2 separate regions of the Homo sapiens genome follow, and region 1 is linked to region 2. Evidence: read pairs that join two places in POLR2A ChIA-PET (ENCODE). Cell type or tissue: OCI-LY7. All regions are shown on one strand. Each heading gives the region's core, and the rest is flanking DNA. Links, peaks and the distances in the headings are about the cores only.

Evidence for each region. Peaks named below come from ENCODE experiments on the same cell type or tissue, not always from the same donor. Only the 100,000 strongest peaks of a DNase experiment are listed, where the experiment ranks them.
Region 1: POLR2A ChIA-PET joins it to region 2 with 6 read pairs; 2 of 35 experiments call an interaction of 5 or more read pairs at or near these places.

Annotation. Positions count from the first base shown.
Region 1 is chr13:31,240,953-31,245,351 of GRCh38, forward strand. All of the region lies in intron 4 of B3GLCT (beta 3-glucosyltransferase), which reads left to right. Among named protein-coding and RNA genes, the nearest start is that of B3GLCT, 43 kb to the left of the region's middle. In OCI-LY7, for the core only: no CTCF peak of the experiment used is centred there; no DNase peak of the experiment used is centred there.
Region 2 is chr13:31,319,683-31,324,081 of GRCh38, forward strand. It overlaps B3GLCT (beta 3-glucosyltransferase), which reads left to right. Exons shown (of 15, transcript NM_194318.4): 14 at 4,069-4,213. Among named protein-coding and RNA genes, the nearest start is that of B3GLCT, 120 kb to the left of the region's middle. In OCI-LY7, for the core only: no CTCF peak of the experiment used is centred there; DNase peaks (open chromatin) are centred at 1,119, 1,439, 1,989 and 2,509; H3K4me3 peaks cover 3,044 bases; H3K27ac peaks cover 4,000 bases.

The DNA of each region.
Region 1 (4,399 bases), core at 211-4,210, 79 kb before region 2:
CTCTCACTTAAATAATACTGTCCTTTTTCACATATACAACTGGCATTCTTAGAAACATCTTTTATACATGTGTCTTTATATAGAACTTCATGCATCACAGGAAATAGAACATTGAGATTCAAGGCCAAGTTGCTCAACAGTAATGAAATCTTCACACCATTTGGAAGGCTGTGTCATGACCCTTTGTCTCTCTTTGGTTGCCCAGCATTTGAACCCCTTTGCTTCCTGGAGAAGTCTACACCCTGTGTCTGGAGGGAGCTGGGGCTCAGCCCATTAAGGCAGACGGAGGCCAGGTGCTCGGGCTTCCCAAGCTCAGGGGAGGGTGGGCCTCCCTTCCAGCATGGCATGTTGGATGAGTATGGAGCTGGAGACCCCAAGAATCAGGTAGCTTTAGACCTCCCTCCTCTGGGTGTCTAGTGGTGACAGTGGAGGCCAAGTGCAAAGCCAGCACATGCAAGTGTGCAGAGGAGGTGGGGGCTCCATGAACATGGTGCCAGTGGTGTGTGATGCCCAGCAGGGATGGCCTCTCCAGGGTGTAGGTCACTGTAGACTGTGCCATGCCCAGTGCCTATTGCGGAAATGGCACCTGCCCTCCAGGAGGCTCATTCTAGTTGGGGGAGCAGGTCATTCCACTGGTTGAGTTGCTGTATGAATCAGTACAAACATGGCCCCCTGAGAACATAGGCAAGGAAAGCTGTGACCCCATCTGGACATGCCAGTAAAGGCTTTTTTATGGCATTTGAACTAAGCCTTGAAGAAATGTAGTATAAGTTTGGTAGACTCCCATCTTGGGCAGCTTGAGGACTGTCACTGAAGGCGGCAATACATCGTGGGTGTCACTGGATATTAGGGAATGGATGAAGAAAAGAGGATGAGCTACTCTCAGCTAAGATGATGAGTTCATTTTTGGAAAGGTGGAGTTTGAGGGATTAGTGAGACATCTAGTTTATGGGCCCAGGGTTTGGAGTAGAGAGAGTTGGAAACGACAGTAGTTATTGTAGCTTTTTTTGAGTGCTCATAATCATTGTTATTTAATTTAGTGCTCATATTGGTACACTATGCTATGCTGTTTTCAAGCATCAGCTCATTTAACTCTATGAATTAGTTGCTGTTATTCTTGCCGTTTTGCAGAGAGGAAACTGAGGCTTAGAGAGATTAATAAAATAGTGGAGTCAGTCCTATACCTCAGTTCTGAGGGGATCCAAAGCCTATTCTCTCTGCCTTGCTGCCTCCTGACTTGCAGGTGGGGCCATGATCCCTCGTGCAGCAGAGCCATGTTGATAGGTAAACAGTGTGCTATTCAGTCTGTCTCTTCATATAGCTCTGTTCTTATGGCTTCTATCCCTGACACATTATATTGTAGATTTATTTGCTTGTTGCCTGTCTCCCTCATGAGAACATGAGATCCAATAGGGCAGGGACTCTGCCTGTCTTATCACAGCTGTTTACTGTATTCCTAGAACAGTACCTGGTACATAGTAGTTGCTAAAAATTATTGCAAAATTGATATTGTTAATAGTCATCACATGCTTACCACATGCCAAGTGCCTGGCATGTATTAACTCACTTGCTCCCCTTTGCTGTTGTCATCTCACATGAGAGAATGAGGTGGCAGAGCCACAACTAGGATAAGAAACTCACTCGAGTTGCATGGCTCAGAAGAAATAGAGCCAGGATTCAAAGGAATTTGGCTCCAAAAATCAGATCCTTAAATACTGAGCTTTACAGCCTTTTGTGAGTGAATGAATTATTAGTTAAAATAGATTTATATGAGCTATAAAATGGACGGAGTAATGCTTTTCAAAGTAAATTGTTCATAAAAATAAAAATTTCTAAATAATGAGGTAATATTTTATCTTGTTAGGAAAGGACATTTAATGATTAAGACAGGTATCTAGAAAAATCTTTTCTTTTTTTTGTAATATAGACTCAGATTCCTAGAAGGTATGTTATTATAACATCACATATAATCTGCTGGGGGCCATAAATGAATACTGGATTTCTAAAGGCTAGTAAATCTGTCTGATACATGTTGCAAATAGCATATTACAGATCTCTGTTATCCTCATAAGACATACGTACCTCTTACAGAAGAAATTGTAACAATAAACAGATGTTAATTTTCACCATAATTTATTTGTTGTTCTAAAAGCTCAGTTCAGTGCCTCAGAATGATGTAATAGTTGGAATTTAGACAAACAGTTGAAATGGAATCAGTCTTAAAAGTTCAGTTTTTTAGAACCTTTGCCTAATGCTGATCTTACTTTCTAGTTTAGCATGTAGTCTGAATAATAAAACTGAATGAGACCATAAACCCATGTACTTCTAGGTTTAGAGGTTAAATTAAGGACAAATGACAAATACTGGCAAATAGTCTGTTGACAAGGGAAAGACCAGCACCATGTAGTTTAATTGTTGAATTATTTCCAGACATGCAGAAAAACTAAAATGGTTCAAAACCAAATCTGCTGAATAATTAAGGTTATTTATGATATTTTATATATTCATCTATTTTAATCCATGTTCAAATGTTAGCTTTTTCATTCATACTATTAATATTTCTACATATAAATTTTTAATGATTTCCCCTCCATGTCAAGAATAATGACCCTTCTCCATTCTAAAAATATTGTGAGAATACTCAGCTGTGATATTGGAATCAAACCCCTTTCCCAAATGAGGATGATGAATATGTATAAGAACCAACTAATGAATTAGAATGTTGGTTTTAAATTTGTTTGCTCTCAATAATTATTAGCTGCTTTAAATATGAATTCATGCCTTGATAACAAATATGTTCCAAGGAAGTACCGACTGAAAGTTCAGTAGGCTTCCTGTCTTCAAAGTGATTATGATACCAGTGGATGCTGATAAAGGCAGACTTTAATTCAAAGAGATAAATAGAGTTGACATGAAAGTTTAAATTACTGCAAGCGACCTTTTCATTTTCTTTCCCTTTTCTGTCATTTATCCATATTTGATCATTTGTATTTTTAGCTCCTTTATGCCTGCCTGTTACGGCATTATCTCATTATCGAGAGAATTTTGAATTACCTTTTAGGTTTGAAATAGTAGCATGATTAGGCATCATTTAGATTGACGACAGTTGTTGCATGCATGAATGCCTTTACTATGTCTTTATTCCAGACAGCTCTTGGTAATGTTGATATAACATTTTCTTATTTTCCCCTTGAATTTTAATTTGAAAACTATTTCTTAGTTATTCAGCCAGTTACTTATTTAAAAACTTGCTTTGAGACTGGGCACGGTGGCTCATGCCTGTAATCCCAGCACTTTGGGAGGCCGAGGCGGGTGGATCACCTGAAATCAGGAGTTCGAGACCAGCCTGGCCAACATGGTGAAACCCTGTCTCTATTAATAACACAAAAATTAGCCAGGCGTGGTGGTGCACCCCTGTAATCCCAGCTACTCGGGAGGCTGAGGCAAGAGAATCACTTGAACCTGGGAGGCAGAGGTTGCAGTGAGCCGAGATTGCGCCATTGCACTACAGCCTGGGTGACAAGAGCGAAACTCTGTCTCCAAAAATAAAAATAAAAACTTGCTTTGAATCTAAAAATGGTATCATTTAGTGACACTACCTTTAAGGAGATCTAAATCTTATGATGGCGATAGATGGAACATAAATTATTATAATCCTAAGTGGTAGGAACTGAGATAAGATCATTTGATAGAAAATTTTATTGCACCCTTTTTGATAATTACCTTTAAGGTGCTACTACATCTAAGTGTAATATTACATCTGTTTGGGTCTCTGTGTGCATTCATATATATATATGTGTATATATGTGTGTATATGTATATGACAAGAATAAAAGCTCTTGGGCATTTTTGGGGATTAGTAGATTAAAATTTATTTACAATTAAGATGACTTTGGCTTAATCAAGAGTTAATCAAGAGCAGGTTTCTGAGTGCCAAAGTAGCACCTACTTTGTATTTTTGAGTACTCACCTTTGGAGAGTGTTATTAACAAGGCATGCTAGCTTTTGAAATGTTGTTATATGGAGATACAGAGAGACAGAAAATTTGACTGATCTTGTGTTCACAAACTGAAGCAAATATGAAATCTAGTATATGATTTACTAAACAAATATAATGGAGCTATGAATGACTTTAATCTACTGATAATCCATAGAGTTTATTTCAATCTAGGATGTGATTCCTTGTTTGCACTACCTAAACCTTTGCCTCCCACATTTTATGTTGTGGCAGAAATTATTAATAAGCTTGTCTTCTAATCTCTCCCAGGAAAGTGCTTTTGTAGCCTTTCTGCTGAGGTTACCGTCAAGGTATCAAAGGAAGCCTTTTCTCAGTTAATAGCTGTTGATATTACATTATATATATATCCTATAACTAGGAAGTATAATACTTGTTTGGAAG
Region 2 (4,399 bases), core at 216-4,215:
TATGGCTTGATGCTGAATGTACCCAGAACTCTTTCTCCAGCCTAGAACTCTGCTGGCCTCTGGATTCATAGATTCAAAGGGCATCTCCACTTGACTGATTGACAGACACATCACACTCAACACCTTGTCATTTCTGACCGTAACCCCTGATTTGTTCTTCCAATGTCCCCCTCTCAGGGAAAACATTGGCATATATGAGTTCTTATCCCAGGAGTCTGTGAGTCAGCTCTCACCCTTTCTTTCCTTCTTTCCCCACTCCCTGCAATCAACTGAATCACCCAGTCCTGTCCATTTTATTTCCTAAATCTCTCTTCCATCAATACTTCTCTCTACCTCCAGTAATCTCAGCCAGGTCACTGTCATATCCTATATGAGCTCCTGCCACAGCCTCCTGTTCCCCCTACTTTTTGGTCTTAAACTCCACTCCATGCTGTTGTCCACACTGTAGTCAAAGGGACCTTTCTAAAAGCAGATCTGGTCCTGTCTCCCCTCTGCTCAGAGGCCCTCAGTGGCTTCTCATTGTCTTTTCTCCAAGAGTGTGAACCTTTTTCTACTTTTGACATCTAAGACAAAGAGATGATCATTTAGATTTTAACAAGAGTCAAGTTGATCTGGGATGAGTCCTCAATTTAATCTTCTCTAGTTTGCCTGATTACCAGCCTCCCTGGGTGTTGCTGAGGCCACTGCTTTGGGCCCGAAAGCCCAAGAAAAGTTTTGTCTTCTACCCACTTACCAGGCCCAGTTTGCCGCTGAAAGCTGCCATGGCTGTCTTGCTACTCCCCTAGCAAGGATTTTTCTCTCTAGAAATTCATTCATCTAGGCTTCGTGTCATTCACCTCTCTTCAATTTCATAATTACATATGATTTTCCTGTTATTTGAATATTTTTATTTGAGTGTTACCATGGCATGAAAGTCTTTTGCATCTTCTGATATCCTAACTGGCAGTAGAACTTCTCCCATTGCCTTTAGGATCAAGTCTGCACTCCAAGGCTTATAAGACCTCTCATGATCTTGGCAGATGCTGTTTTACCTTTCTAGCCTCATCCATCTACACCCTTATCTTAAAGAACTCTTGCTGAACTTGTTTCAGTTTCTCTGAAGCACTATTTTTTTCCTCTCCTCCCAAGATACGACATTCGCTGGTCTCTGCATACCATTGTTTCCCCAACTTTCTGCCTGTCTAGTTCCTCCTTGTTCTTTTGGACTCACCATAGCTATCACCATTTACTCTTGAATGCCTTTAGCCCAATCTAGCCTCTCAAATCTGGGTTTAATGCATTTCTAATGTACTTTCATAGCATATTATGCAAACCATTATCATTTAATTGCCTATTTACTTTTCTATTTTCCACTTAAATTATGCATTATTTGAAGGCAACACCTGTGTGTTTCATTTCTCGTTATTTCCTCGCTTCTTAGCATAGGGACTCATGTTTTTCAAGGTACAGTGAATAAATGAATAAACAAATCCATGAACACAAGGCACTGATCTTTATATAGCTAACATTGACCAATGTGATGTTCTGTCTTTAATAGCGCTTTTACAAAGATGCAGGAACATTCGTCATGAGATTGTCTCTTACATCAACCTTTGATAAAAGCTGTAAGACATAATGTTGAATAGTTTCTCTAGTATTACAGCAGAATTTTCTGATGCTCTAGCTTGAGAACCAATATGCCTTTTAACAGCAAGTCAGAATCAGTGGCTTGTAAAACCAATTCATGGACCATGACTAGCATTTTAAATTAATGAACTATTGAGTGGAATAGAATAAAATGGAAAATATCAGAGTGCATTCCATGTCATAAGGGTAAGTATTGTTTGTGACATTTTTGTTTCAGCTTTATACATACCCATGCACACTCACACATGAAACATATAAATGGTTGCAATGTGAAATTAATTTCTTGTTTTCTGATGGCGGGTCACAGTCCAGTAAGTTTTTGAAAACCACTACCTTAAACCATCCATCTTAGGTAAGGATGTTTTGACAGAGCCGAGTCAGACATGTAGGTTCCTGTGGTTTCTGTGTAGGTATTTTGCGTTGTTTGGAGCATGAGACCTTTGTACTATTTGAATCCAAGTGTCTGTTTTTCACTTTGTTGCTTACTCCATGAAAGTTTTGGTACTTGGAGAAAATAAATTGAATGACCATTTTTTTTTTATTATTTCAACAGGCTTTTGAGGGGCAGGAGGTGTTTGGTTATATGAATGAGTTCTTTAGTGGTGATTTCTGATATTTTGGTGCACCTGTCACCCAAGTAGTGTACGCTGTGTCCAGTGTGTAGTCTTTTATCCCTCATCCCCACCCCTCTTCCGAGTTCCCAAAGTTCATTGTATCATTCTTATGCCTTTGCATCCTCATAACTTAGCTCCTACTTATAGGTGAGAACATGTGATGTTTTGACCATTTCTTTTTGAAAATACTTATTTACATATGTGCATTTAGGTAGGAAGCTGTGCTTAGGCTATCTATCATCAGCCTTTTTGGCAGCCTTGGGAGCAAATGACTACACCAGAATAAGATGTTGGGCAATGTCCTCGGAAGAGGCCGCAGGCAGTGTTACCCAGAGAGACTGCCATGACCTATTTATTGGCTGAAGGCCAGGAAGGGCAGGCATGTTTCTCATGCATGTTCCCTTCCTACATCGTCTTGATCTGCACTGTGTTCTTGGGCAAGTCCCAGACTCCCATTTCAGTTTTTCTTATTTTAAACATTTGTATATTGTATATTGAAGGAAATAAAATAATCCTGTAGCCTTTCAACATCTTTTTAATGTTTAATAGTTGGTGGCCAGAGCAGACAAGTGTTCTTTCCCACGATGATATGACTGGTAGTTTTCCATTTTGGGGAGCAACCTTATTTGGAAAGAACTCATCAGCATGCTAATAAACAAGTGTTATTAACGGCTCATATTCACTTAGTTTATGCAAATAATTAATGTAAGACTGTGTGAGTAGGCAAAAGTATAAAATAATTACATATTAAAATTTCATGCTCACGTTTCATCTTCCTATAAAGTTAGTTTTTCAGAGAGCGGATCAAAAAAATGAAAGTCTTTCTCATTTTTTCTCATTTTACTAGATGCTGACAAAAGAAAAAAAGCATTTTTACTATTTACTGTCAACACATCTTCTCATGTGTGCTCTTTTCCCGGAGTCAGTAGCTTGAGCCCAACGTGGCCGATTGGGTGTAGGAGTTCCACTCAGCCACAAAAAATGTGGCCAGGGAGGTTTCACTGTGGACAGCAGGCTTTCTAAGAGAAAGGCAATTTATGGTGGGTTTTCAGACTTGCAGTTTTCCTTTCTCTGTAGTTGACAGGAACTTTCTTTTTATACCTTCCTATTTTGTTACAACATCTTAAGTAAAGAAATTCTCTTGTCTAGTCAAGGGCAGGGAGGGAGTTCTGCACTGTTGCAGGGGACGGAGGAGGGGGTTGGCCACTAGCATTAGGTAAAACTGCTGAATTGAGCCCAGCATGTGGAATCAGTATTTTTGATTCAGGGATTCAAGCTCTTTGTCCTTTTTTCCTTCCTCCTAGACTGATTCATAGAATGTTTCCTCCCCCAGGAAGAAGGTCTTTGTAAAGGCGACTTTGTTCTCACTTGTTTGATGCATCAAACTTCCATTGAGTGCTGTGGGCAAGGCCCTATATGTGGCAGTGGGACTATATGGATGAATTTTAAATAGTTTTGCCTTAAAGAAAGTCTTTGATGATTGAGACTGAACTTATGAACCATATTGTTTCCTTCGGCCCTTTCAGTTATTGAGCTTTTTATGGTATGAAAAGATTCATTTCTACCTTAGGATCAGAATGAAAACAAGAAACCAATCTGTATTTTAAAACGAAGAGAAATTATTTTGGGAACTTGGTACAAAAGTGTTGGAAAGGGCCAGAAGACTAAAAGAGAACAGGTAGGGTTTTACCTAGAGCTCAGTAACTAGAGAAAGCTACTATTGCCTCTCAGTCTGCAGGAGTAAAGTCCTGTTTCCCGGGGCCCATTTGTGCAGCAGCGGTGTCTGTGGAGCTTCTCTAACCCCTTTCTCTGCTCTGGCTCCCACTAGAATGGTCTTCAGCAGAGAAGCCGTCAGGAGACTTCTCGCCAGTAAATGTCGATGCTACAGCAATGATGCTCCCGATGATATGGTCCTGGGAATGTGCTTTAGTGGCTTGGGAATCCCTGTGACACACAGCCCTCTCTTCCATCAGGTGAGGAAATGGTTTTTATTCTTCCCTCATGGCAGGTGAGGGACAGATTCTTCTCACTTAAGGATTTGACTTCTTTCTCTTCACATATTCGGGAAACAGACTAAGAACTGTGTTGACAGGCTCCAGGGGAATGTCCTTAACCAGGACTGTTACCCTGTTTGATGTACACACTGTCTCATGTACGTC